6 separate regions of the Homo sapiens genome follow, and all the other regions are linked to region 1. Evidence: chromatin loops called from intact Hi-C (ENCODE). Cell type or tissue: A673. All regions are shown on one strand.

Region 1 (5,000 bases):
GCACAAGAACTGTTCTAACAGATTTATATTTATTTGAGAGAAACACACAAGTAAGAGGTAGTTATTATTATTCTCATTTTAACAATGAGTAATCTTAGGCATATAAATTTTATGGACTTTGTCTAAATTCTCATATTCATGACATGCCTGATTTGGATGATTACTCTCTGTCAGTAGTCCTGAAATGCCATTTGTTTGCAAAAAGAAAAAAAATACAGAAAATATTTAATTTTTATTTATTTTTAATTACTCTATAATGTATTAAAAATGGAAAGAAGCAATCATTTTTCTATATTCATCTCATCCATATTCTTCTTTTAAGTTTTTTAAAAATCATTGTCTCACTTTTTTTTGAGATTATGATGATAAAAGGTGATTTCGGATTTGTTTGATTTTAATGTCCTGTATAAAAAGATAAAAATTGGCCACGCTGTCTATTCCCAAAATATTTATTTTGTTTCCATTATGTGATTTTACTGGACCATGTATTCCAAGCCTGAGGCCCAAAGATACTAAAGCACTCTTTTTCGATCACCATATGCTTTCATCCTATAAGTAGAAATATTATTCTGTGATGTTTCTTCTTTCCTCTCTATCCTCTCTCTTTCCCACTCTCATCTCATCACGATGAAAAATATCAAGTCTGTCTCATTCATATTTGTAAATTGTTTTGCTGTCAGTAGGGTGCTTAGCCATAATCTGTTTTTAAGCATTGTGTCAAAATTGAATCATGTTGCCCTCCAAAATGTTCTCAGGTGATGTTAGGACCAGAAAATGGGAAAACCACACTTTCATGAGTATTCCGTTTAAGGGCTTATAATTTAATCACAAAAATATTGCATAAAATATACTTAGGTCTTGGTTCATTAACAACACTTCTGGTAATACCTATGGAGTTCAGAACCATGGACAGAGTATGCTCTCCTACCTTCTCCCTGTAGTTGTAGGTGACTGGAATATTTTATTATAGAAAGAGATAATGAGAGATATGTAGACACAATTTGGGAAATTATAACGTATTTCCGAGGACATTACTCCAGTGTGTGCTGGATGTGAAATTTTGAAAATTTAAAAATTTGCAAAATTAACAAGCAATTTCTGGCAAGATGAGTGATTGAGAATTAATTATTGCTAAAACCCTAGAAGTGATATATTGATTTTCAGTAAGAAAATTTGAAAGTACAATGCCAAAAGTACCTAGTTGCCTAACTCTTGAAGCTATAGAGCTGATTTAGTAGATGAGGGAGCAGTAAATTTAGCAGAATTTTTCATAAAAGAGAGATGTGCTTGGAACATCCAAAATATTACCTAATAAATTGAACTTCTCTGGGATTTATATGGCAGTTATCCCTTTTATAATTTAATGAGCAAAGTTCTGACAAAAACTTACAGGAATATATGTATCATTATCATGTACTTCCTGGGAAAACAGTATAAGACTTTCACTTTTGGAAAAAGAAACAGAATATAAAATTAAATATAACTGCCAAAAGACTTGGCTTATTATAAGTATAATTTTATACTATAGAATTAATGCATATTATTATGGACAATTGCTAATGACTCTATGTATTAAACTATGTTTCAAGGACAGTTTTAGTAGTTTAATAATTGTTAGAAATTTTTAAGGGGCAAAATATAGGAGAGTTTATTTAATATATCTTGGTTCTAAAACCTTGTAAAAATTTCCATCGGAGTAAATATTATACAGAATAATTTGATTTGAGGGGAACTCATAATGAGATATTATTTATGGATATTATGTAGGTCATACTGTTTCCAACCAAACACATGTTACCTTAATGTGTCATTTTCTCATCTATTGAGGTCTAAGATTTCCAAACAACTGATGAATATCTCTTTAAATGTAAAACCATATTTGTGTATATAATTACCTCTTTACATAATTATTTTACATTCATTTTGTATGTTTTCTGCCTACATAAACAGCATATGCTCAATACAATGGCTTTTCTTGATATTTTACCATTATAAAAACCAGCTTTCTTAATTGTAATACATTTTCCTCAGTCGTGTCAGTTTTTTAGCTCCTAACTCAGAACCACCCCTTCACATTCCACCTCACTCTTAAAGATAATTTTAAATCCTTTCTCCCCAGTTATCTTGCAGGAAGGGTGAACTCTGATGATACTTGACTCATAGAGAGGATCAGAAGGAGCTTTCTGATGGTTGAGGGCTGTAGATTCCTGTCACCCAAGTAATGCTAGAGTTACTTAAATTTTTACCAGTTATGCATGTTTGCATTTTTCTTATACTCAAATTATATGAAGAAAATGTACATAATTTTTGAACAACACATAAATGGATACACATTCATATATAAATTACCAATAAAAAACAGATTACTGACTTGTGAAAAGCAAATATATTAACTTGTTACATTAATATTAACAATCCTATTTATAAAAACATTGAATTAAATATTTTTTAGGTTTTAGAGGAATCAGTTAATAATCATTTTTGAGTTTCAGTTGTACAGCTGTGTTTGAATATTGCTTGAGTTGCCACTTGATGGCAGTCATGTCTTTGGCATCAGAAGGGCAGTTTGCTTCTCTTCTGGTAAATAGGATTTAGAGTATTTAAAAATACAGCCAATGATCTTAGGAAAATTTAACTTGTTATGGGAAAAATAACATCCATTAATAGGACTAATTTTTGCTAGATATGTAAACGTATATTTCATGCATGATTTTTATGTGTAGACATTATTAAGAAAAAGTTTTCAAAATATTTTAGCTTTTAAAATTATTTTCTGGTGGAATCCCAACATTGCTTTAGTTTTATATGCCATCCTTTCTATCAGTGTCATAAACTGTAGGAGCAACTCACCCTTGTGCTGTATTTGACCCAGACTTAAAAAAATTCCAGTCTTTTGACATATTTAATTACAAAATGGTTTCCAAATGTTGGTTCTTGAAGACCTGAAAACTTCCATAGTCTTAAAATTCTGGGAATTTTGCAGAAAATTTCTATATTTCTACTTTTCCTTTAAGATAGAAGAACTTAGTTGCTTTTCCTGAAATGTTAACTAATTTTCTGATTTTGCACTTTCTATTTTTTAAAAAAATTCTGTTATGTTTGAGAGGTAGTTTTGGGTTTTTTTCTGTGACTTCCTTCTGTATTAAGTTTTTATTTTCTACTTGGCAGGAGAAAGAAGATTGATACAAAATTGGCAAGTTCTTCTTTCTTTGTTTTGTTTTGCTTTTAGTTCTACCTCCCTCTCCAAGACACATTCTTCACAATCAGGATGAAATTTGACTTTTTTGCCTTGGAAACATCCTACTGCTAGCAGCATTAAAAAGATGTTCAACCATTCTTCTGTTTCCCATAAAGCTCCAACTTTTACATTTTTCTCAGTTTATGTCATTTAAACTGGAGTTCCCTTACTGATGACCTCTCATAGAATATGATTTCATTTTTTTATTTTAATAGTCAAAAATATATGTTTCTTAACTCCTTAGAAGCAATAGAGTATTTTTAATTTGACATGCCATTTTCTCTTCATATAGACATTTTAATCAAATTAATTATTGAAATGATCAGCTAATAAGATACTACAAAATTTATATTGTTTAGATAAAAATGATCATATTAAATATTTATTGCTGTCTGGAAAATGGTACTGAATGCACTTAAATTTCAAAACTTGTTTTAAGGTATATTGTGAGTACAAACGATGTTTTGGCATCACCCACTATAGATACAAATAACATGTAAAACACAATAAGTTGTATGTCAGCAATGTCTAAAAATGCTGAAATTCAATAACGTGTTTCCCCACGAAAGTAGTAATTTGGGTCATAATATAGTTTCTCTTTGCTATCTAAGAATATCAATAAAAATTACCATTTTTGTTTGGTCTTAGAATAGAAGTAATAGAGTGAAATCTGGTGATAATATTATATACCATTATCAATAGAAATACCTAACTTTTGAAAGAAGTTATAATTTTTATGTCATGTGTGATGGAGAGTCCGTTTATCAGTAGGTATATACAGTACTCTATTTAAGAGCGTATAAAAGTTCATAATTTTTACATTTACAAGTGCTCAATTGTCATATACTCCAGTGACAAAGAGTGTATTTAAAATACTCACAGAGATTTTACTAGTATTAGTGTAAGGAAAATTTATTAATATTGGATTGCCACTTAGGTGAAATGTGTGAGGGATATTTCTGCACTATTTTATCTGTCCATTCATTAACAATCTACAATGCACTAGAGCAGCACCTTGCCCTGGAAGTACTCTAGTTAATGCAGGAGTAAAATAGGAACCCTTCACTCATGAACTTTAAGTCTATAAAAAAAAAAGTAGTAAATAAATGGATACATATGTACAATGCTAGGAAATATACAAGACACTATGTGAGCACATAATAGATGCATCTTGCTTAGTTTAAAGACAGGATCAGTAAGACTCCTTGTAAGAATATATATTAAATATACACTTACATTTTAATTAAATGGAAATATGCATAGGAAAGAATTTAAATTAACTTAGAATGTGTATAAACTCTTTTCTTAAGAGAGTGTTGAAGTATCGATTTATTTCCAAATAAACATTTTCTGTGTTAAAGTGCTCAGAGAATAAAAAATGCTGATTTTCAATTTTATAATAACTTTATTTAGTGAGGACTTTTCTCATTTGCACATTATCCGTGGTGTGAATCATACATGCGATTGTTTTCCCGGCATTAATGACCTCTTAACCCAAGCTTTTCCTCTGAGTTAATGAGTGTCTGGAGCAGAGGGAGCTTTTAAGCAGAGTAGAGGACTCTTGATCCATATGATCATTACCTTACGAGAAATGCCTGACCAACAGGTCATTATTGCTGTTACCGTGCTGAGAATTTAAATGAATGATGAATAAATTGTTCAGTAGATTCTTTTTCAATTCAAGTAGATATTTAGTAATAAGCAAATTGCAGCTAAGGGTATTTTAATTCCATCTTGTACATTTATAGTGCCTACTTTTATA
Region 2 (5,000 bases), 140 kb after region 1:
TAGAAAGTTTTGGAATACTGGCCACCTCAAATGTGCTGTGAACTCTAATTGGATTCTAAATTTGACAATAAACGTCTAGTCAGGTGAGGCCACAAAAAATAACCTATAAATAATGACACATTATATAATTTCAATTGTTTGACAATTAAAATTGTCAACAAAAACTTTTAGTTGCAAATAAACTCAAGAAGTGGTTATCACATGGATATTTGATTAAGGGATTTTTGAAAGGACAATAAACTCTAAAAATAACCATATTATAAAAATATTGAAATACCATTTAAATAAGCAATTCTTAAACTGACCTTCTAGAAGGGCAAAGAACATAACATCAAATCAAATTTCAGAGAGTGCGTTTTTGTAAAGGATGGAATAATAATGTACAGTCAGACACTTTGTTTTCTAATCATCTTACTTAATTCAGTGATAGAACCTGGAAATACTAGATAGACAGCAAAAATGCTCATTAACCTGTCTCAATCAAATATCAGATGTCTTAAATGAATCTTTAGTAGGTGTTGAATCAGAGCCAAGATATAAATGAATTTTCTTTCAGATATTTGTAATGCGTTTCTGTAGCACAAAGAGACATGTCCTTTAGAATGTCAGAAACGAAAATAGAAAATGACCTTGGACTTTTAGTGCAAGTATTTGACTCAAATGCATATTGTGCATCATTACAGAGCCAGTGATGAACCTGAGAATGGCTTCTAACTTTCCTAGGAATCACACACTTGGGCACAGTGTCTGTTTTTCCAGAATTTATGTTAATAATTTCAGGTATATTGATAATAACTTTTAAATGCAAACATTTTTACTAATAACATCTATATACACCAATAGTTTTTCACAAGTCAAAGCCATGTCATGTATAACAGGTAATTACAAGAGAACATGTTTATTTTCAAGCGAAGATCATGTAACTTTAAAATTTACTTTTCAATACTGTGAAATAATTACGTTTCCTTTATAAAAATGAATAATTTGCTTTGCATTATTAATAATGTATTTTGTTGTTATATTCCAATAAAGTTAATTAAGTACAAGTGCTTAACTCATAGTAAATAATAGCTGAAGGAGTACATTTTCTTTACTCAACTGCATGTAAATTTCACTATAACATAATTTGCTTTCTAAAAATATTAGAATATACTGTTTCTGTCCTAGAAATTTAAGTGACTTTTACGTGAAGTACCATAAATATTTTCTTACATTTGTTCAACTATACTATCACACTATGGGATGAAATCTGAAGTTCCAGCAAGACTTTAGTAAAAGCAACTTATTCCAAGAAAATTATGTAGTTCAAATAAGTCATAATTATTTAGGCAATCAGGAACTATTTTTAATACAATATGAAATTTTGCCAGTAACTTAAAGGATAGAAAGTAGGATGTTGCCATGTAAATATAGAGAGAAAAAAAGGGGAAAAGTGTAAAACACGTCTGTGAAGAGTGTTTATTCAAAGCACAGGATATTGTGGAGAGTACAAGTAATTCAAAATAATTGGAATTGACGGTATCCAAATTGTAAAGTGTGCTTGGACAGAAAGGTGATACCACATGAGAGATCTTTAAACATCAGGCTGAGTGATTGGGTTTTGTTTGGAGTCATTGAAATGCTTTTTATCATTATACAGCCAGGGTACAGGAAACCTTCATGAAGCTATGAGAATGTAAAAAGTGTGCTTTTTAAAAAAAACTTATTCTTAGCTATACAAGAAATACTTTCTACATCAGGAACAGTTTCTTTTTTCTTTTTGCCAGAGAAACATGGGAAGTAACATAATGTTATATGTTTGGTCACCATTTTGCACACACAAGCATAAAATCTTTCTTTTTCCTGAATCGATGTAAACAGAGCCTGGACGGCCGTATCGAAGTCAAAGGGCAGCATGGAAGCTCATCACTGCATATTAAAGATGTGAAGTTGTCAGATTCAGGGAGATATGACTGTGAAGCTGCAAGCAGAATTGGAGGGCATCAAAAGAGCATGTACCTTGATATTGAATGTAAGTTACTTTCCTTTGTATTTTCATTAAAATAACTTTGCATGCTTTGAAACATATGATTTTTCAATAAAGACCAAAATATATATGTAGTTCACATTTCAGTACTTAATGCATAGCTTTAGAGGAAATATAGGAATCATTCAGTCAGTTATTGGAGACATCTAGTGGAAATTACAGGATATTTCACAGTGCTGTATATTTCATCATTTTGATATTGCTTTTCCTGAAAATGGTCTTTCTTTTTTTGCAACATTGAACTCAAAACACAGTATCAACTGAAAAATATTAATTATCAGTAATTGGTCGATATCACTTTAGATTTTTTATTTCTTTATAATATTTATGATTATGTCTCAAATATGTAGTGTTTACATTTCTTATTCAAATTGTTTTGTTAGGCTATTTTACATTTTCATAAACTATAAAGAGTATTTTAAATGCAGTGAAATGTACTAATATGCTGTCTTATCAAAATAGTGTTTATTTTCTGTCTGGAAGAAAGGAGCATGACAAGGATAGTTTTTAAAATAAATTTAAAAATGTACATAACCACGTGAGTTTTGGGAAATGGGAGGGCTAATGTAAGTCAAGCTTTCACAAAACCCCTCTGGTCACTGCATGGAATTTAAAAATAATTTGGTATACATGCTATTTAAAAAGGAAGAAACTTAACATCATTCTCAATAAATATTTATGAAGCATCAATATTGGAGAGTCTCTGATGCTTGAAAGGACATAGCTGTTCTTAGTGGAATGTATGAGATATTCTTATTGACAAAATATTTCTATTGGAGCATGTCTAGTACATTAATATTGATAGAATGCAATGGTAACTGTGAAACAAGATGCATTCTCTTATCGAGAATGCCTTCAAAAAGAAAATATTTTCTCAAGAATAGACATAAGTTATCCATATTATTTTACATTTTATAGACTGTGCTTGTCAAGAAATTCATGGAAAGACCAATCAGAAACTTCTAAAAGAAAAAAGGACTGTTGTGGGGTTGGGGGAGAGGGGAGGGATAGCATTAGGAGATATACCTAATGCTAAATGAGGAGTTACTGGGTGCAGCACACCAGCATGGCACATGTATACATATGTAACTAACCTGCACATTGTGCACATGTACCCTAAAACTTAAAGTATAATAATAATAAAAAGGAAAGAAATTCCCATAATAGGATAAAAAGAAAACAAAAACAAAAACAAAAAAAAAAACACCCACTGATATATTTGTTAAACTATACAATTCCTGGATCTGTAACAACCTTTTTAAAACTATTCATACAGTTGTTGGAATTTACTAAACTTCGTAACTAAAAGAAAAAAAAAGAAAAAAGGATTATGAAAGGCAGTCAACAATAAAAGGCAACTTGATTCTGACACAAATTACTGACTTCATTTGCTGATATTAGGCAGCTTCTAAGAAAGCCACTTTATTTCCATCACACTTTCTAAAAAAATAAAAATGGAAAGCATTGATAATATTGAGAACACACAAAGGAGGAAGTGATGCCAATAACTTACTTAACCTTTTTCCCTTAATAATTTTTTCTACTTTTTTCCATTATTACAGTATATTTCTTTTTCAGACCAACAACATCATTAGCAAATTATAAATACTTTACACTTTTACAGTACATTTGTTATATTTTTAATTAAAATTTGTTTATTTAAACCAAAATTTACTTTATGATTTTTTTTAATTTTTCTAAATGTGAATCTAAATGAAGAAAAAAAAAACTTAAGCATGCCAAGATATGATTTATATGAGACCTCCTGGCCTCTTCCACTGTCCTACAAAAGTGCTAGGCTGCTAGGCAACATATTATCTTAATGAAACTATATTTAGGACTTTTATTCTTTGCATTTCATTAATATTTTAAAACATTTGCTGTATCATAGGATTAGTACTAAATGTCTGTTGCAGGTCCTCAGAAAAGTGGAGTTTATGAGAAATGAACACTATGGATATTTCCAAAGCACAGTAAGGCAGAGTGGCTCGTACAAGATATGCTAGTATTAGAATAATAGGACTAGCTAATATGTTAATTAATAGTGTGTTATGTGTCCCTGAGTCCTCAATTTCCTTAGTTATAAGATAAGAGGGTTTAAAGAAGAGACTGTTGGGACCTATTTATACTCAAGCATTTAAAGATACTTTTATTCAAGCGTATCCACATTCTCCAGAGATGCCCTGGGATTTCTGAATTATTGTCCATGCATGACAGCATAGGTATTTGTGTGAAACAAATGAAAACCGAAATTAAGATTATAATTCATATATGTTTATGTTGTAAAACCTCACTGAAAATAGTTTTAAAAACCATACTAGGTCCACCTTAAGCTTCAGGTTTTGTGCTGAGTGATAATGGACACAAAGATGAATAAAACATAGCTCCTCCTTTATTAGAAGTCTACCATCAACAGGAGTTTAAATTAAACCGCAGCATGTATTCAGATTTCAAAGTGAGAATGAATAAAATATCAAATTAATGTAAAATGCTAATACATAATTACATGAGATTTTTAGTTATTGGTTTTAGCTGGGTAGAAAATAATGGGATAAACAAACAACTGTATATTGCAATTTGAATTATTTGCTCTTGTAATCTATTAATACCATGAATTAATAACTTTAATACGAAAAAAGTACATTGGGTACTTTATTTTTCAAGGACTGATTTCTAACAAAGTACAAGTTGCTTTTGATCACATTGCATTCCTTCTTTATAAGTTTAAATATTGGTTTATGTTTCTGCTTAATTATTCCAAGGTAAATGTGCAGACTTAAGCTCACCAGAAAATTATGTAGTTTAGTTTATCTTATTTAAACAGGGATGAAAGGTCTTGTTTTCTAAAAGGATGTTTTGAGAATTATTTGAGTATCCCCTGAGATTATTATTGCCGCCATCTTGATTAGAGGGTAGCTAGATTAATATACATTGAAAAAAATTTTCTTACTATTAAACTTTCATGTAAATATAA
Region 3 (5,000 bases), 1.6 Mb after region 1:
AAAACACAGGAGAAATGAAGAGATATGCTATGTTTAGGAATCAGAAGACTCATTGTTGGTAAGGTGTTGGTTTTTCTCTAATTAATATCTAAGCGTAATGTATACATATATATTTTTTCATTATCTGCCTCTGTATCTTATTAAATATGATTTGTATTATGAAGAAATAAGTGAATATACATATATAATATATAGATTAACTAATATACAATTTTATATAATAAGTAAAATTCATTCTAATATAAGTATTAATGGAAATTATTATTTTCTTTGTTCCTTCCTGCTTTTCTCTCCTCCTGTATCTGCAAAAGTTCAAGATTTTTGTGCACCTCCTCTGAGCTATAGCTTTCTGTTCGTGACTTCTAGGGAGGCTATAGAAAATTGAAAATAATTAGAAAAACTTACATTGCAAATACAATAAATAAATCAATCATAATTAGAATTTTGCTTTATAGTCAAGAGGAGCTCAATAAGAACTCCTTAGTGATATGATTAAGAGGAAGACAGTTATAATGGAAAACAATGTGGAGATTCCTTATAGAACTAAACGTGGAACTACCATTCAATCCAGCAATCCCACTACTCGGTACTAACCAAAGAAAAAGAAGTCATTATATGAAAAAGACACATGTACACACATGCTTATAACAGCACAATCGCACTTGCAAAAATATGGAAACAACCTAAATGCCCATCAACCAATGAGTGGATAAAGAGAATGTGGTATATATACACCGTAGAATAGTACTCAGTCATAAAACAGAATCAAATAATGGCCTTTGCAGCAAGTTGGTTGGAGTTAGAGGCCGTTATTCTAAATGAAGTAACTCAGGAATGGAAAACAAAATATTTTATGTTCTCCCTTATAAGTGGGAGCTAAGCTATGAGTATGCAAAGGGATAAGAATGATATACTAGGCTTTGGGGACTTGTGGGGAAGGGTGGAAACGGGATGAGGAATTAGACTACATATGGGGTACAATGCAAACTGCTCTGGTGACAGGTCACCAAAATCTCAGAGAACACTACTAAAGAACTTATCCATGTAACCAAAATACCCCAAAAACGATTGAAATAGAAGAAAAACAAAAAATAAAATACGAAATGATAGTTATAACCCAGTAATAAACATCTAAGTAACAATTTCTATACTTAATAGTTTAATGGAATTTGATTAATTTGATGTATTTTAGATTTCTGATTTGCTCTATGATATATTGACTAAAATCTAATATTTTATGAATAATTAAAAATGAAAATCAGCATTGACCTTACTGAAAATATAAAGAAATGCATTTTTCTTTATATATAATTACATTAATATGTATATACATTTGATTTTTTGTAGAACTTTCAGCACTCCTATTTTCATTCAAGTATGATTATTGTTAAATACTTTATTATATTAAAAAATCTGGAGGAGAATTTCTTTACACACGCCCCAGGGTAGCCCATTTTTACTCACTAGCCCATGGAGTCCAGATTAGTTATCACAGTTATTATATAAATTATACCTCATAAGTTTACATAATTTAATTCACTTGAAAAGGCTTTGTGAAGTGTTCTACTACTAGTATTTGTTATTTTCATTGTTTATATGTTTAAATTTGTTATATTAAGAAATGAAAAGAAACACATGAAACCTATATTTTTCATTTCACATAATAATGAATAATATGTATTTGTCAATATTTTCATTAAAGTACAGTTTGTATATATTATTAATTTCTTGTAAAAGTTTATGCATTTAACATAAATTAAATATAGAATTTGAATATGGATCTATTCTCTACTCCAGTGCTGCAGAAATATAGATTATTTTGCCTTAGTACATGGATTATGATATATATACAAATATAATTGTAGAAATATATGCAGAATAAGGCACATAGCTTATCAGTTTTTTCTTACATACATGACCTGGATTCCAATATTATTTTTTACCTACCATTTTACTAAAGAATGTAACATTTGTTTTTTGCCATGTGAATTAATGTTCTGTAAATGTCCACCTGAATATAGAAACATATATTTATTTAGTTTCCTATTATATGAGTTGTCATTAATGATTTCTAAAATTGGATACTATTGTGTAGACAGTATCAAATTCTTGACTATTATGAATAATATTGTAATAAACATCTTTGTAGCTTAATTGTTGCACATTTTCATAAATACATTTTCAAACACATTTCTAGAACTATGGTCTCCATGTCAATGATTATCTGTTTTACAAAGTATTTTAAAATAGCCTTTATGCCAACTTTGATCCCTAGCGATAGCATATGAGAAGGTCCAATTCTCTATTTATTTGTAGCAATTAGTAATCATCTTATTTGATGGATACATCTATTATGTTGCTGCAAAATTAATTGTACTTTGGGCCATTAGTTTATATGGTGGAAACCGCAATTACTTTTACACCAACCTATACCAATTACAAGTGGTAACATTTTCAAGCAGCTGCCTATATAAAATTTATGCTAATATTACCACAAGCATTGAAAACATTGAAAACCACATGCAGTTAATCTGCTCTTACAGGGTTACAATGGACTATTTGGGGGGGGCGGGGAACAGAGGAAAAAAGGAATTAATTACTCAGTGGCATAACCTTTGAAAGAACACATTATTTTTAATTGACCTCTTGGCTTTCCTGAGAGTTCTGAAGTATTGAATGAGAATAGCTTCTCATTAATAATAGTATTTACAACAAAACAATTATATCCATAATTTTTTGTGTGTGGATGGAGAGATTTTTCCTATAAAATAAAAGTTATGTATTCAAAATATAGACTGTAACAAATAATATTTTAATATATGATGATAAAAAATACTTAAATTTCTCTTTATAAATTAAGAAACACTATTGATATGTATTCTGGACAACAGAACCCTCAACAATAGAAATTATTGTAGCTTCTTATATTTATAAAATGGAAAATTGGAAAAATCCGAAATCAAAAAAATGAAATAACAATACAAACATAAAACAGTACTAAACTTGTCTTTGCAAATAAAGTACTATCATTCTTTACCACTAAATATTTAAAAGAATAAATGGAAACGGTGACTATTTTTATTAAATAAGAAAGGGTATACTGCCACCTAGTGGTTCATGGTGTGGCTCAAGGGCAATATTTTCTCCTCCAAGTATTCTTAGATCCTGCTGATCAAGGGAGGCTGATGGCTGAATATTTTACAGTTAAACCAGTTAAATAATTATCAAAATTATTTCATTTTCATGAAATTACTCTTAACCACGTTATACTTTATTACCTTCACCTTAAAAGATTAAAACCCTTAATAACAAAGCATAGATGGCTGTTCAGAAAATAAAATTTCAACATAATAACTTCCATAAAAGCAGTGAAGATGAAAATGAATATTTTCTTGTGAAGAATATGGTGACTAATTTAAAGATCTTTCAATTTATGAATACTTCATTTAGACTACCTACTATTTGAGTAAAGTAATAAATTTAATATGTTTTCCATGATGTAACCCACATGATGGAAACTCAAAATTAACTACATTAATCATAATGGATAATCAAATTGAATATTAAAAATGCAATTAATCTTTTAAAAGAAAGTATTTTTTGAGATCATTAAGCTGAAGAGGAGAACAAAAAGAAACAAATAGAAAAATATTTTCAAGGAATCTCTTTATATCTATGTTATGTTATCTGATAAATTATTGATCTTTTTCACTTCTCTTCTATGGGTGGTTCTGTGTGTGTGTATGTGTGTGTGTGTGTTTGTGTGTGCATGTTCATTGTGTTTGTATTATATAATAATGGACATAATTTTGTGATTGTAGAATATCTTCAAGATGTTTGAGCCATACATGTAGAGTGACTATCCTTTCTAGTATCAAATGAATGACCTAATCATTTAAATAAATAATTAGTTTAAATAATTAGATTATATTTTATCAATTAGGAATGATCTGCATTCAGTTTATAATCATTAAACATGAATCCTTTAATAGTGGACACGAGATGATGAGGTTTTTTGATTAAAACAATTATACAAAAACTACATTATCAAAAATCAATATTCTGCTACAAAATAGCTGCAATACAAAATTCATTGTGGAGCGCGGTGGTGCCATCATGGCTCACTGCAGCCTAGACATTCTGGGCTCAAGTAATCCTCCTGCCTTAGCCTCCCAAAGCACCAGGATTACAGGCATGAGTCACTGCACCCAGCATAATCATTCTCTATAGCAAGTACAGAACTTTTTGACTTGCAATGGGGGTTATTTTCCAATAAACCCATCATAAGTTGAAAATATTGTTTAGTCAAAAATGCATACAATACACCTAACCTACTGAAAATAGCTCAGCCTCGCCTACCTTAAACATGCTCACAACACTTATATTAGTGTATTATTGGCCAAAATCATCTGGCAACATAGTAGACAGTACACTGGAGAGTATCAGTTTACCCTTATGATGGCATAACTGATGAGGAGCTGTATCTGCCCAGCATCCTGAGACTGTATCACATAGCACTAGCTTTGGAAAAAATCAAAATTCAAAATTCAAAGTATGGCTTTTCACTTTCACACCATCGTAAAGTAGAAAATTATAAGTGAAACCATTGTAAGTCAGGAACTGTCTGTACAGCTTTTTATCAGTGCCAGAATGATAGCATAAGAAAAGGAGACATCAAAGACACATTGATTCATTTATATATCAATTCACCAAACACATAGAGAGCATATTCTAAGGGTAATCCAGTGTGCTAGGAGGTGGGGGTGCTACAATGAAAAGTTGGATCAAACTGGCACAGTCTTTGTTCTCCTGAAATTAATTTTATTTGGAACACAGAGTCACACATAAGAAGAGGAGAAAATAAAAATGGAAAGCCTTGGATTTGGGGAAAGAGACAATCATGAAATATCCAGAGAACAAGCATCTAGACAAAGGGAAAGCAGGCAAGCATCAGAGAAAAAAGGTTTTCCAGGCTTCAGGTACTGTAAAGAGAGAAGGGT
Region 4 (5,000 bases), 69 kb before region 1:
GGACTAAGTTAGAAATACAATGTCTGTAAGGCATTTGGTGCATTTTATTTATTTATTTATTTTATTTATTTATTATTTCATGTATTTGTTCAATAAACACGAACTGTTTACTATATGCCAGATTTCAGATTAAGCAATTGTGTGGTAGGGTTGTTTTTTAATATATTCACACCTAGATTGCCAAAACGATTATTTCAGATGATAGCCCACTGAAGCTGGACTTAACAACAATCTCATAATTGAGAATTGTTGAGAAATGTGAGGGATTGCAGTGCTCTCATTTGTGTGTGTGTGTGTGTGTATGTGAGAGAGAGAGAGAGAGAGAGCAAGATAACATGTATAGGATATATATGTGTGTATTTAAAAATATTTATGCAATATCCTGTGTCTGTCCTATTAGTGACATATACATGTGATATATCCATATATGTATATATATCTATTAGTGTTACTGGAAGGACCAATATATATGCAAACTCCATAGAGTAATTAGAAGAGCTAGGGAGCTGAAGGTGCACTTAGTACGTAATTGATAATTAACGCAGTCGGGCCAGGGGAAGGCTAAATGAGCAGAGATGTTGCAGTAGTCATGTCTATGAGGACAAGAAGTAGGTTATTGGGTACAGTTTAGGTAATTTTGGAATAATTTCTTTCAACGATATAATGGATTGTAAAATAGTTAAAAATATTTCATTTCATATTTGTTTCTTATTCACTCTCTGCATTATAGCTTTCAGAAATGAGGATTTTTGACAAAAGGGATTCTATACTAGGATCTTATTGTGTGTGTCACTGAACCATTTGATAATGTATTTAGAGATACTTATTACTTTGTTGATATTCCCATATTTAATTCACCTCATAGTACTTAAAGAAAACTTTATTTTGCCACATCCAGTTACAGAAACAAATTCAGGGAAGGATTTACTTCACACAGATATTTATCTGTAACACACTTGAAGTGTAATTATATTTTCACAAAATAAGTTCTAAGATATGATTTCAAAACCACTTTATAGAATGAATGACAACTCTACCGGCAAGTTAAGAAAAATATTTTTCCTATTAAATACAAAAATAAAATGGGTCATGAGTTTGAAAAATATACATAAAACATAAAGATGAATGTTTGCTGATTCACCAGGTTGTAAATTTTCATGAGCAGTTGTGCTTAAAACTTTGTTTAAATACCAGTTTAGCAAATTACTAGCATAAAATATATATCACAATTTACATATGACTGTGGGCTGTTAAGAGAATGGAGTATATTTGGATCAGCAGAAATTCTGTATGAAAAAGAAAGGTCCTCTCAAGTTCGTACAATTTGTCTCCACACATTTAGTGAAAAAGTCCAAAGTGTGCATTACTATATTCCAGTCTTATGTTTGACATATGTACTTAAATGATTGCAGCCATGGAAAAGAAAAAGAAGTTCTTGGTGATGATTGGCATGTATCATGGTTCAGACAAAGACCTGTAAAAAAAACCTGTCAGATTACCCAAAACCTTAGGAAACAAGTCATCGTTATTTCTAAAAGTTGCCAACATCAGCACTGATCCGAAATATATCCGTTATTGGTGAAGAAACCGGATTGATGTTTTATCTGTCAAAAGATATCATGAACAGTAGTTTAAGTTTGCCACTTAGAAGAAATTTGGCAGTTCCTGTGAGGAGATAAAACTGCTTTTATGAATAAATAAAAAAAGGGAAGTCCCAATTGCTTACTCAGTCCTTGTGCTTAAAATAATGAAGAGTCCAATTAGCATATTCTTTCATCCCCTTTTCTAAATACTAATGTTGAAGCAAAAAGAGATGTTCATATAATCATGTATTTCTGTCCTTGGTGTACAGCATTGAATTAATGATGTCAGGAATACAGACTAAGGAAATACATTCAGCAATTCCACTGAAGAAGCTTACAGTGCAGTAAAAATAAAGATAAATGCATTACATTCAGTGTTGACAGCCAAAATAGAGGTCGGTGATTACCTGTAGGAGAGAGCAGGTTGAGGTACTTCAAAGGCAGTTTACTGAAAGAAGGGAGGCTCTAGAGGGATGTAGGAAGGTAGAAGAGAGATGAAAAGCTCCAGTATTATCCAGAGTACAGCTAGTTTGTCTGGCCTTCTTCTCTGCTTTGCTAAATATGTTTTAATTAATCAGCACTCTTCCCTCTTGAAAACATTTTCGTTTGCTTTATTTTTTTTTGCTGAGGTTATTATTTATTGTTAGATTCAAAACATTGAATTGCCACAGTTTGTCTTTGCTATGCCTGTGTTGCTTGATATAACGTACATGAATTAAGCATTAATGAATTAGATCTTTTAAGAGTAGTTTTCTGTACAGTTACCAACATGACATGATAATAATAGTTTCTTGTTTGTACTTTTGTTTCTATTTGTTTGCTGAGTGTCAGGAACCGTTCTCAGAATTTACATGTGTTATCTATGTAATCATTACTAAAATGTTAAAAGAGAAATCACCATCATCACTGCTATTTTTCAGATAAACAAATTGAAGTGAGAAAAACTTAAGTAAATACAAAAGTTTCACATTTAGTAAGGTGGGACTGAAATACAATGCTATTTTTTTACTCCCAGAGTCTTGTGTTCTAGCTAATAATTAGTACAGTGGGACCAGTTTGGGTTCTGATGGCCCCAGTTTTCTCCTGGCCCAGTCTGTCTGGATTAGACCAATGCAATGGATGAGAATTAATAACGATTCCTGGAATCACTGCAAGTGTACTTGGAAGTCTCAACCAACATCCCAGGACCTAGAAAAAAAATCTATTTATATTTAGCAAGACTGGACAGCTGCCACCAGGTGGCACTAAATTCAATTAAAACTAGATGGCTGCAGTAGCATCCCTGATCATCCTTGGCTGGGCAAACTCAGCCTTATTTTTGCAGTACTGTAACTTACAGAATTGAAATATTTGCACTCCAATTGTCTTGCTATGATGGAATTTTCTGTATTTTTATTTGACATTGAAAAATATCTTGAAAATAGAGTATTACAATTTCATGGATGATTACAAATACTTTTTTGGAAAAACTATAGAAGTTTGACCTTTTGAAACAAAATGTTAGATTTGCAAAGAAGTTGAAAAGCCACTAATTTTAAATGTAAGGAATGACTGAATTACCTTTGCAAGATATTTGCAAAGAAGAATTGATATTGCCTGACCTTTCTAGTGAGTAACATAACCCCGAGAGACTAACTGGACTACCTTTGGTCAGATGACAGAAGTTAGCAGTTATCAAATGAGTCAAAATCTGTGTTTTCACAACTTTTTTGTTTCTCTACAAGGTTCTAATTTTAGAAACATCATAAAACCAAACGAGGCAATTACAAATTAACTTTTCTTCAGATTTTTTAAACCTATTATGAATTTTAGTTAAGTTTAAGTTAATTTATTGCAACTTCCATGCTTGTTATTTATTTTTTAATTGATTTTCTTATTGAAGAAATGTTAATTGAGTGATTACTCTATGCCTGGTGTTAGGGGTCAAATAGTGAATCAAACAGATAAAAACTTTACCAATGTAGGGTTTACTCTCATGTGAAGAAAAGACAGTTCACAGATAAATAAATAGAGTGACTATCAATTGTGTTAGTTTTATACATGCAACATGTAAGGGCTTAAGGTAACTATAACTACAAAAATTGATTGAATTTGTATCATATACCAGGCACTATCTTAAATGCACTGTTGTATTTAATTCTCATAACAGCCTTGTTTGAGTTTTGTTTTACTCCAAAACAATCCTTGGTTTTGGCAATTCACTAGAAAAACTCAGAGGACTCAGAAAGCCTGTGGTATTTATGGATACTGTTCATTCAGGGAAAAGATACAGATCAAAAGGGCAAAGGGAAATGGCAGATGGGGCAAATAGAAGCCAGACATACATTTCTTAGTGTCTCTTTCCAGTGTAATGACACTAGGACACACTTAATTTTCCCCTAAATGATGAATGACAGCACATGCAAAGTGCTGTCCACTAGAGTAGTTCCTCTGAGCTTGGGTGTCCAGAAGTTTTATCAGAGTCCCTTACCTAAGCATTTAGCACCCTCTAGACTGATTGAGCTACTCACTCCAGCCTCCTTCCAGAGCAAAAACAGATGTTCACATTAAATCACATGGTTTATCCAACTGCTACTCTGACCAAAGGCCTCAGGCATGCAAGTACTGGTGGCCAACATAAATACAGTGTGGCCCAGGGCCTCAAGCATACATAACCACGCATACTCTTACCAGGGAGAATATTCTAAGGAATAGGTTGTCTCTGAAAAGTCAACCAATTCTTTCTTTGGAATGTGCAGAGTTGGGGTAACCGAGGCCTGCTCATTTTTTACCTATTCCACCCATCTGGCCCTTGGCATACACTCTCTTACAATAAAACTATCATATTTTCCTGAGCATTTATATTTATTATAACATTTATATTTTAATCACATTTATATTTAATCACAGAACAAATCAGTAAAAATTACAGGTGTATTTTCCCTGCCTTCCCAAATGAATTGGCCCTTGTACATATTCAGGATATTGTTATAAGTCATTACAATTCATTATCTCTGGGTTATAAGTCATTTGGGGTCAAAGCAGTCTTTGTGCCTTGGTCACAGGCTTGTGCTAAGATTGCTATAATTTAATTTGACTATGCTATGAGAGCTCCCCATAACCTTTCCTGTTTAATGATGGGGCCATTCTCTAAGGGAATTGGGACCCCCGCTGTGATGCCTATTGCTTTATTCCCTGAGAAACCTATTGTATTTTTCAGGTCTGCTTAATAGCTTTTCAGGCACCAAAACAAGGCAATACATATTTGTACAAAGAACACATTGGCATTTAGGGCATACAGCTTCCTGTTTAGTACATTATAACCTGGAGCGCCTTTAAGCATTTAGTCATCAAGACTTATATTATTTATTTATTTAATTTTTTGAGACGGAGTCTCGCTCTGTCGCCCAGGCTGGAGTGCAGTGGCGCCATCTCAGC
Region 5 (5,000 bases), 690 kb after region 1:
TCACCTGTCATTATCCCTAGGTGATGAGATGGCTCACTAGAATTATCTCCAAAAAGCAAAATTAAAAATGAAACAGGGTACCAGGATGAGTAAAACACAGCTTATCTTGGGTTTCTAGTATCATCTAAGGGAGTTACTGAAACACACTACTAATGCCTCATGATACTAGATAAAATTTATTGGGGATAAATCAAGAAGGGATGTAGCACAGTGCATGCTTTTCCTTATTATTCTACAGCCTTATGTTGGACATAGTTGTTCTTTATGCAGTTTCACTGAGATCACAACAGATATAGTTTGGCTCTGTATCCCCACCCAAATCTCATCTCGAATTATAATCCCCGTGTGTGGAGGAAGGGAGGTGGTTGAATCATGGTGTTGGTTTTCCTCATGCTGTTCTCATGATAGTGAGTGAGCTCTCATGAGATCTGATGGTTTTATAAGTGTGTGGAAATTCCTCCTTCACTCTCCTCTCTTGCATGCTGCCATGTAAGATGTGCCTGCTTCCCCTTCTGCCATGATTGTAAGTTTCCTGAGTCTTCCCCAGCTGTGAGTCAATTAAACCTCTTTTCTTTATAAATTATTCAGTCTCGGGTATGTCTTTATAGCAGTGTGGAAATGTACTAATTCACCAGCTAAAAAGAGTATGTTTGGACTAGTAGGAGTGAGAATACCTCAACAAAGAGAGCAGGCTCTGTTCCCATCCTATGTTGCTATCTCTAGCATAAGCCGAGAGGTCCTAGGTAACACCTATTTTTTTCCAAGAAACCAGAAAATATATCAAGGAATTCCTAGGCTCAGGAACATATCTAGGAAATATGCATAGTGAGTATCATGTCTATTCACAGAGGGCCTAGAGAGCAGCTTTGCGTGGCAGGAACACACAGATCAGCCAGAGGTGTCGTCTCTCTGCAGAACACTTACTCTAGTGGAGCCATGTCTCTGCTCAGCTTCCGACCTGGCTAGGAAATCATATTCCAGGGTTATTACAATTGCTTTCTCATCATATAACTATATTTCTCCCACATTTTTACTATAGCCAGGAAAAAAAAGTCAAGGTTTAAAAAAATGACATATTCTGTTTGAGTTTCGATTTATTTTTAGTAGGCTAAAAAGAACTTCCATATTGTACTTGACCTCAGTTGGCGTGTTTATGTAAAAAACAGGGCTCTTTCCACCTTTTATTTATTTATTTACACACTTATTTATTTATCAGTTCAAAGTCTTTTGCTATGTGTGAGTTTACTTTGAATGATGTTGGGGACAAATATAAATAAAGTTGTAGACATTGAGAATTTTAGAATAATGTGGGACTCAGTCCATAAGAAGGTAAGAACCACAAACTATATAGGGAAATATAGACATAAATTAGACAATTTCAACACTTTATTACAGTAGAAATACCTAGAGAATGAAGTTGAAAACCATGAAAGAGAAGGAAGGACCTGCTTGAGGGAGGAAAGGGTGTCAATAAATTCTTAAAAAGAAAATGCAACACTTGAAAAAAAGATAAAAGAAGCAAGCACTTTACAGATGGATGTGTTTGGAGGTGAAATTTTAGGCTGAGGAACAGAATTAATAAAGACTTGACATTAAGAGAAAACATATCACTGGAGAGTTTAACATACTTCATAGAATGCCTGGAACACAGAGTGTGCAGAGAAGAGAGGGTTAGTGATGAGTTTAATGGATATGCATGACCTCCATCTTGCCTCACTAATAAATTTATCTTTGAATTTTATGTCATGGTCAGTTGCTGGTATATTTGATGCAAAGAGAAACCAAAATAGAATTGTATTTAGAAAGAACACATGGGCAAAATATGGAGGATAGATTAAAAGAAAGTGAAATTAGCATTTGAGAGGCCAACTGGGAGATGACTCTAGGAAACCAAATAGGTGACTCTTCCTTTGAATAGCTTTCCATTTTTATCACAAATTCACAATTTGTTACCCATTTGTAATTTTACATCAAGTCACAATTAAATTCAACTATAATAAACAGAACTCAAGGGCCAGTGTTTGGCAGTGAGATTAAGAACTAAAAAAAAACTGAAACAGAGCAACAAGCATATAAATATATAAATAAATGGAAAGGTCAGAGTTAAAAAGAGAATATGCAAAGTGGCTTGGAGTTTTAAAAATTCAAAGGGAAATTCAGTCAATGAAAATAAATTAAAGCCAAAAAGGATTATGAGCAAACTCTCTGAAGTTAAAGAACCCGCCCTACACACTCACCATATTTGTAACATTCTTATCCTTTTATTACAGCAAACATTCAAATGAAACCATTAAAATCACTGCCACAGTTTGATTGCAAGACCTTATCAAATAATGGATTTGACATTATTTATCTTCAAAGACTCAACATTCCGTCTAAAGCCCTGAGGCCTTGAATCTCCACTGAAGCTATAGATCATCTTCACAGATATGACTTTGATCTGATGACCATCTTTGTGAGGAAATTTTCCTTTAACTAGTGTGTGTCCTAATTAAAACAGAGGTATCTGCTGCGATTAAAAAAAAAAATCAAGGCATTTCTTACTAAGATTTCATCTGAAATACCTTCATGGTCAGTGGAACCTCAGAGATCCAGGTGCATTATACCTGCACGCTAATGTTTTGGCTCCCCCTGGAGGATATTAGTATGTCACAGAATTTACTAAGTGACAGAGTCAAAGCTAGTTTCCCACAAGCAATATAAAGTTGAAAAGATGAAAGATGAAAGGAAACAATAACAAAAAATAGGGGGTTCTGATTATATGATAGAATAACTGGTACTGAATTTGCCATCCCACAATAAACAACTTTAAAGCTAGACGGGGTATTTGAGACTAATGTTATTAGTCAAAAGAAAAGAGGCAACAAAAGACTGATCACTGAGGGAAGGGAAAATCGGAAGGCAAACCTCAAAATCACCCTGGCTCCTGGTGAAAGTATCCTTAAAAGTGGCAGAGCAAGCTGCATTCTTAGCAGGGCATGGTGTTACTACTGGACCCAAGAGCAAAAATCAGAGTTCAGATCAGCAATCTTGGATCTACAGGGCAAGACACTGGAAAGGAGGTAGTGTCAAACGGTTGGTAAGGAGGAGGCAGAAATCTTTATGAGGGCTTCCTGTGATGAACGGCTTGACAGAATGTGCGGAGCAAGAGCGCATGAAGCTTACAGTGGAGCAGTTTCAGCCAAATGTAGAACAAAGCAACAGAAATAAGAGAGGTCAGACAGTGCTACAGGGACATCAGAGGTCTAGCTCAGGTAAAAGGGAAAGAGATCGTTAATCATCTCTCAATCTCAGGTCATCAAGTCAGAGACCATGGAAATGCTAAGAGTTTAGAGTAGAAACAATGCCCAAATCATACGTATTAAAATGAGAGACACCATTAGGTTAGAAGTAAAATAATAAGCATAAAAATCCTAGTGACTATCTTATTACGATACAAGTAGACTTTATAAAAAAAGAATGAGTCAAGAAATAAAGACATTTCATCATAATAATAAAGGAACAATTCATTAGAAAGACATTATTTTCTAAATATGTATACACCTAAAAACAGAACTTGAAAAATGCATGAAACAAAACTAACAGACAAATTCTAAAATTTGAGGACTTAACATTTCTTCTGTCAGTAATTAATAGAATAAGTAGAAAAAATACAGCATGCATATAGGAGATCATAACAACACTATCAACCTACTTGACCTAATGAAGATTTACAGAAAGGTATGTCCAACAATTACAACTCTACAGGCTTTAGAAATACACACAGAAAAAAACATATTTCGGTCCATAAAACAACGTTCAATGCATTTCAAATTATAAAAAAATACAGTGTTTAGCCTGACTCAAACTGTATTAAATTCAAAATCAATAAAACAAGAAACAGAAAATTCCCCAATATTTGAGAATTCTATGACACATTTCTAAGCAGCCCATAGGTAAAAGCAAACATCCCCAAATTATTTTTAAAATATTATAAAAAAAGGAAAACTCAAAATATTTAAATATATAAGATACTGCCTAAATAGTTCTTAGAAGCAAGATTGTAGATTTAAATGCCTATAATTTAAGAGGAATAAATTTTGAAAACAATTGTAGGAGCTCCTACCCAATAAGCTCAATAAGAACAAATTAAATTAAAAATAATGGGCAGTAAATAATAAAAATAAAAACAGAAGTCAATGAAATAAAAGACAAGAGTAACAAAAACAAAAATAAAGCAAAGTAACGTAGTTCTGTTGAAGGTTTAATAAAGATGATAAACATATAGTGAGATTAATAAAGAAATATTTTAAAGAGAAAATTACCAAAATAAGAAATAAAAACCAGGATATCAAAAATTGATCATTCAGATATTAAAAGGTTAAAAGAAAACTTTATAATAACTTTGAGTACTTGGATGAAATTGACATATTTCTTGAAAAACTCGACTCTACAAAATTAAAGAACAAACATAGAATCTAAAATGACATATATCTGTTAAGAATATTGAGTTAATGATCAAAACCATCTCAAATATATACAAATACGTATATATTCCAAACAGAGAGGGTTTCAAAAAGTACTTCTTTATAACATTTAGCACTTGGAGTGCAGTGTAGAAAACTTACCTCCCTTCAGTTTCCTGTACTTTTACTACTTTTAAATAACATTGTCTTGAGTATAGGATAGTATTATAATTTCTCTTTTAATAATAAAATGTTATAAAACTCATGGGGAGAATGATATACTGAGTTCAATAGTGTCTCTCAGAAACCAAAAACCACAGAATGTGGTCATATTTGGAAATTTAGTCTTTGCTGATATAACTAATTTTAAGTAATAATGAGGTCATGTTGGGTTAGAATGGGCTCTAATGTGATAATTGATTATTTTCAAAAGAATTGAAAACAGAAACACAGAGACACAGACACAGGGAGAGTGCCATGTGGCTATGGAGATGGAGACTGGAGTGATACACCTACATGCCAAGGAATCCCAAGGTTTGCCAGCAACCACCAGAA
Region 6 (5,000 bases), 460 kb after region 1:
TCTCTTTTCATGATGAAGTATCTAACAAAGCTCTGTCCAAAATTTTGAATTTCTCGTTAAATGCATCATGATTATAGAACAGAGGTTACAATCAATTATTCAGTCACACAATCACTCTCATCAGTCATTAAGGTGCATACCTGGTGTTCCAGTTATTCAGTGTGGTATAACAAACTACCTGGAACTTAATGGCTTGAAATAGTCACCATTACATTATGATTGTCCATTCTCTGCATCAATAATTAGGATTTGGCAAAGAGGGAATGGTTTGTTTACAGACAGACTCCAATGTCTGGGAATAACTTGAAAATATAAAGATTTCTTTTTAAAAATGTTATCTTTAAATTTATTTTTATTCCATATATTTAAGGTGTACACAATGATGTTTTGATATACACATGAATTTGGATCTATGTTTTAAGATCACCGTCTGTATCTGGTGAGGGGTAGGAGAGAATAGAAGAATGCTGCTAGAGATGGCTCCTTAAACAGACCAGAGAAAAGAGTCTGAAGTAGTAACTTAGCTAGCATGTTTAATCTACATAGAGTATAACTAGAAAATAGTCATATTCTAGGTTGAGATACAAGAAATGGGATGTGTAAGAGAAAGATAATGAAGATGCAGATAAATTCTCCATTTTCAGTGTTATTTGGTTCTACATAGCATATTGGTAAAAGACTACAACTACTTATTTTTCTCTTTATGATAGCATCATTGTAACACATTTTTTAACCCAAATGCATACATGATTGTAGCAGTTTGCTTAATAACTCCTTTTTATTCTGAGGCTTCCCAGGCAAATGCTAAGTGAACATAAAATGAATGTATGTTATCTACACATTTAATATAAAAAATAAAATAAATGAATGAGTGGATAAATGTAGAGTTTTTAAAACATAAATGATTTAATGCATTCAATAAAACATTTTTATTATAAATAGTTCAGGGATAATTTTTAATTCCTTATTTCCCTAAAAATAATTCAAGATCATTATTATAAAAATATTCAACAAACCACTAATCATAGAATTAATATGAATGTAGTAATCCCTTCTGTACCTTGGAGTCAAAATCTACCACATAATTATTAGGCAATTAATATTTTGGAAAAAAAGTTTAAATATGCTAATTAAAGTGTTTGTTTTTAATTGTAAAGGGTCATTACCAAGTAATGTGCTGGTAAGTGTCACTTACAAATGGTTAGGAAATGAAAGTTATGAACAATAAAATTAGTTCAAGTTCATTTTTTGTCTAGGAATATTAAATGCTTTATCATTACACTTAGTTGTAACTTCACTTCATCTGACTCCATATTAATGATGGCAGGGATTTCAGAAAAAAATAAGTATGATATTCCTCATGGATTGCTCATCAGAGATATTGATTATGCTCAATTATTTCCTATAAAGGCAGGATTAAAGTTTATGAGCACAAATGAGAGAGCTTGGTTTACTATACTGAACCTTTACTTGAGAATATGTATATCATATATATATGTAAATTTTTGTTGCTGTTCAGTGTTATTTTGGTCAATTTAAATAGTCAAATATGGTTATTTTCTGCTAAAATATCAAAATATCTTAATCCTCTGTATTATTATGATCGTTCATTCATTCAAAATTTCTTGAGCACCTTTTAGGTACTTGAAATAAACCACTAAACACAACAAAAGTTTCTTTCCTTCTCTTGTAGAACAACAAACACAAAATAAGTAAATTATATGATGTGTTTATATGTGATAAATATTATGAAAAATAGAAACATTAGATGAAATAGAGGTTTGGGGAGTCAAGGATGTGTATCATGGTTTATAATTATAAAGATATTGATCAGAATCAATACAGGCCTCATTGGGAAGATGTCATTTGAGCAACAAATAAAAGGAGGAAAAACACTGATTTGTGAGGATATTTGCAAGTTCATAAAGCAGAAGTGTGCCTTCCCTGTTTGCGAAACCTCTGAGATGTTGGTAAGCCTGAAATGAGATATTCAAGGAAAAGGTACTGAGGGAAAGAGGATGGTAGAGTGTGCAGATATATGTAGGAAACTGTGGGCTACTGTGAGGAATTTGCTTATACTCTGACTGAAATATGGAGCCAGTATTAGGTTTTGACATGATCTGACAGAGTCACTCTAACTACCGGGTTAAGTGTAGGTTTGTAAGAGTGGACTTAGGGAAATTAATTAGGAGGCCATTGCAGAAATACAAACGAGATGACAGCGTCGAGGACCAACATGTTAGTAATGGAGGTGGTGAGCAGTGGCCATTTTCTGCATATTTGCAATGTAAATGCCGCAGAATTTCCTGGTGGATTGGAAAAGAAAAGAGATATGTGAAAAAGGAAAAAGAAGAGTCAAGAAAGAGGCTTGTTTGGGCCAAACGAATTGGAAGGGCCGCGTCGCCATCAGCTGGATGCATAGAAGACTGCAGCGGAGCAGGTGTGGCAGGGAGTGGTAGGGAGGAGCAAAGCTTCTGTTTTAATTAAGTATGAAAACTTACCACATATGTGGAAGTTTCTGTTCATTCAAAAAATGTTTTGTTTGTTTTGGTAAGGCTAACACTGATTTTTTTTTAAAGCATTTGGTTTAATAGTCATAGAATTGAGTCCATTTCTATCAGAGCATTGTATTGTGGAAAGAATTTGCCACGTGACTTGTTTTGGTTCATGGAAGAAGAGATGAAGTAACCCACGCCTTGAAAAGTGCTCACCCAGTGAGACTTGCCCCACTCTTCTCTCTGAGATGCTTTTTTGTCATTGTATGAACAGGTCGGGGATAATATTTTAAAAGATGAGAGACCACTCAGAGAAAGTGCCTGAGTGTCTTAGTTCCAGCTGGACCCTGGAGGGAAAACATCCAAGACCACCCAACCCCGATCAAACAAACAAACCACCTAGCCAAGTAACAGTCAAAGAAAATCTTGTTGTTTTGTTACGTGCTACTAATTTTTTGAGGGAAATTGCGGGGCACATTGTGACGTAGCAAAGGTTAATTGATATAAATACCAACCAGGTTATTTATCTAGTTAACGTCATTGATATTATAATCTAGATGATTACAAAATCTCCAATTCATTGAAAAAAGATGTAACTTTTGAGACCAGTAAGACCTGACTTTGAATCTGGAGCTTGATACTTTGCAGTTGCCTGACTCTCATCTCTTAATTTTGCCGCACTTGATTTGGGCCCTAAGAAAAAAATGGGAACACAACCTTGTACAGCTTTTGTAGATGAAATAAACTTTATAAATAAAATATATTCAGCATATACTACATGCTCAACAAACTATTATTATTTTATTAATTACATGTCATTATTTAGACATCATGTAATGTACTTATTCTGTTTTTTACATTTATATTATTATTCTTATTTTTAATATTTTGCTGTCAAAGCTTTAGAGCTTAGTACTGAGATTCTCAACTGTCATTAATTACATTTTTGAGCATTTTAATAACATTTTATGGAATTCCAATCAGCGTTGCAATTCCTAGAAAAAAAATGATTATCTTGCTTCCTTCCTTGTATATGTACCCATAGTTGATCTTTCTTTCCTGGCAGAACTGTGGGGAAATTGAGTGGCCTTTGAAGGCATTCATGACAGCATCTGTAAAAGATTTACAGCACTTAATCTGTCAGAGATTTGTCCTTAGAATTAAAGAGCAGTAGGATATCTTTAGACCACAGGTCGCATGCTTAGTTACATTCAAAATATCTTGTAAAATTAGTTTCAATGTCATCATACTAATGCCTATGTCAGCTTTTTAAAAACAGTGGCAATGATATACAGCCACCTAAACTTTGACTGGAGACTATAAAATAGATGGAGTGGTCAAATTTAGTCCTAAGTAACCTTTTATTCAATGACAGTAATTACTTATTTGAACCTTTAATTCATTTAAATTTGCTTGAACTTTCAAGTGACTACCCACGTATTTTCCATTTTGACAGATAAAATTCAATGACTAATATGTAGAACAACCTACCTAATGCTTTGGTGTGATTGACAGTTAAAAATCATAAAGCACCTTTTCCTCTGACAGATTTGAAAAGCTAAATCTTTAATAAGATCAATTTACATTTATTACTTTTTTCACTATTTTTACAGAAACATTCTCCAAAATAACAATTAATGCTCCATGAATGAGATTCAAGAGATTTGGGAAAACATGAAAATGTCTTGTATATATACACTTTGCTTGTGAGAATTCCAAAGTTTTCATCATTTTTAAAGTTTTTGTGTGTGTGACCCTGGTGAAATTACAGTCACTGCTTTAATGACATTGTAAACATCTGTTAATCAAATAACAAGTGATCTTACCAAAAATATATTACAAATGTATCGCTCCAGTGAAAGAATCATATAGAAATATTCTTCTTAATTTTTCCTCCCAAATGTTTTTCTCTAACTCACTTGCATCGGTTATAATGTATGGACATATTCATTGACATAAAATGGATGTATTTATTGAATAAAATCCTTTGAAATGGTTTGCTTTAAGCGGGCTGCTAAAAAAAATCATGTTTTAGTTTTACATTTGTATTTTTGTCATTTCTCGTAGAGCAGATGACAAATCAGCCATCTATTGGCTCACTATCCCGAATTTTGGAATAGTGACTTTGTCCTTGAACACATTCTCTGAGATTGTGGTAGTGCAGCCACATTTTCGCCCAGAACTAATACTCAGAAAGTCGATGGAATTGCACTGTTTTTGAGAGCTTTCAGTCAGGTTGCTATGGGAGTGATTATAAGGAGTAAAGCTTCCTATGGTTTCACTGAACTATTTGAACAGACTCCCTCCCAACTTACTTGCCATCTCTCTGTTACTGTATTTATCTTAAAGTCTAGCTCTATACTAACCTGAAAAATCTTGCTTTAGCTATAGAACCACAACATTCTTTCTAAGTTTATCAATTTAGACTCCTTTAACTTGGAACCAGTGGTCATCCAGATACAGAATAGATGACTTATGGCAGATTTGTTTAAAAAAAAATTAAAG

Evidence for each region. Peaks named below come from ENCODE experiments on the same cell type or tissue, not always from the same donor. Only the 100,000 strongest peaks of a DNase experiment are listed, where the experiment ranks them.
Region 2: a loop joins it to region 1, with 3 times the contacts of the local background. A loop is called at or near these places in 6 of 110 quality-filtered maps.
Region 3: a loop joins it to region 1, with 16 times the contacts of the local background. A loop is called at or near these places in 12 of 110 quality-filtered maps.
Region 4: a loop joins it to region 1, with 3.0 times the contacts of the local background. A loop is called at or near these places in 5 of 110 quality-filtered maps.
Region 5: it touches region 1 in a loop (6-fold over the local background); 8 of 110 quality-filtered maps call a loop at or near these places.
Region 6: a loop joins it to region 1, with 8 times the contacts of the local background. A loop is called at or near these places in 7 of 110 quality-filtered maps.

Annotation. Positions count from the first base shown.
Region 1 is chr21:21,229,966-21,234,965 of GRCh38, forward strand. All of the region lies in intron 1 of NCAM2 (neural cell adhesion molecule 2), which reads left to right. Among named protein-coding and RNA genes, the nearest start is that of NCAM2, 230 kb to the left of the region's middle. In A673, a CTCF peak has its summit at 2,519 (motif pointing right); a DNase peak (open chromatin) is centred at 2,556; H3K27ac peaks cover 1,443 bases.
Region 2 is chr21:21,372,003-21,377,002 of GRCh38, forward strand. It overlaps NCAM2 (neural cell adhesion molecule 2), which reads left to right. Exons shown (of 18, transcript NM_004540.5): 9 at 1,861-2,011. Among named protein-coding and RNA genes, the nearest start is that of LINC00317, 360 kb to the right of the region's middle. In A673, CTCF peaks have their summits at 2,188 (motif pointing left) and 2,389; no DNase peak of the experiment used is centred here.
Region 3 is chr21:22,789,056-22,794,055 of GRCh38, forward strand. No RefSeq gene overlaps it. Among named protein-coding and RNA genes, the nearest start is that of MIR6130, 290 kb to the right of the region's middle. In A673, a CTCF peak has its summit at 3,099 (motif pointing left); DNase peaks (open chromatin) are centred at 2,546 and 3,106; H3K27ac peaks cover 832 bases.
Region 4 is chr21:21,161,280-21,166,279 of GRCh38, forward strand. All of the region lies in intron 1 of NCAM2 (neural cell adhesion molecule 2), which reads left to right. Among named protein-coding and RNA genes, the nearest start is that of NCAM2, 170 kb to the left of the region's middle. In A673, a CTCF peak has its summit at 2,825 (motif pointing right); a DNase peak (open chromatin) is centred at 2,832; H3K27ac peaks cover 1,373 bases.
Region 5 is chr21:21,919,205-21,924,204 of GRCh38, forward strand. No RefSeq gene overlaps it. Among named protein-coding and RNA genes, the nearest start is that of LINC01425, 170 kb to the left of the region's middle. In A673, a CTCF peak has its summit at 2,644 (motif pointing left); no DNase peak of the experiment used is centred here.
Region 6 is chr21:21,686,671-21,691,670 of GRCh38, forward strand. No RefSeq gene overlaps it. Among named protein-coding and RNA genes, the nearest start is that of LINC00317, 48 kb to the right of the region's middle. In A673, a CTCF peak has its summit at 2,420 (motif pointing left); a DNase peak (open chromatin) is centred at 2,411.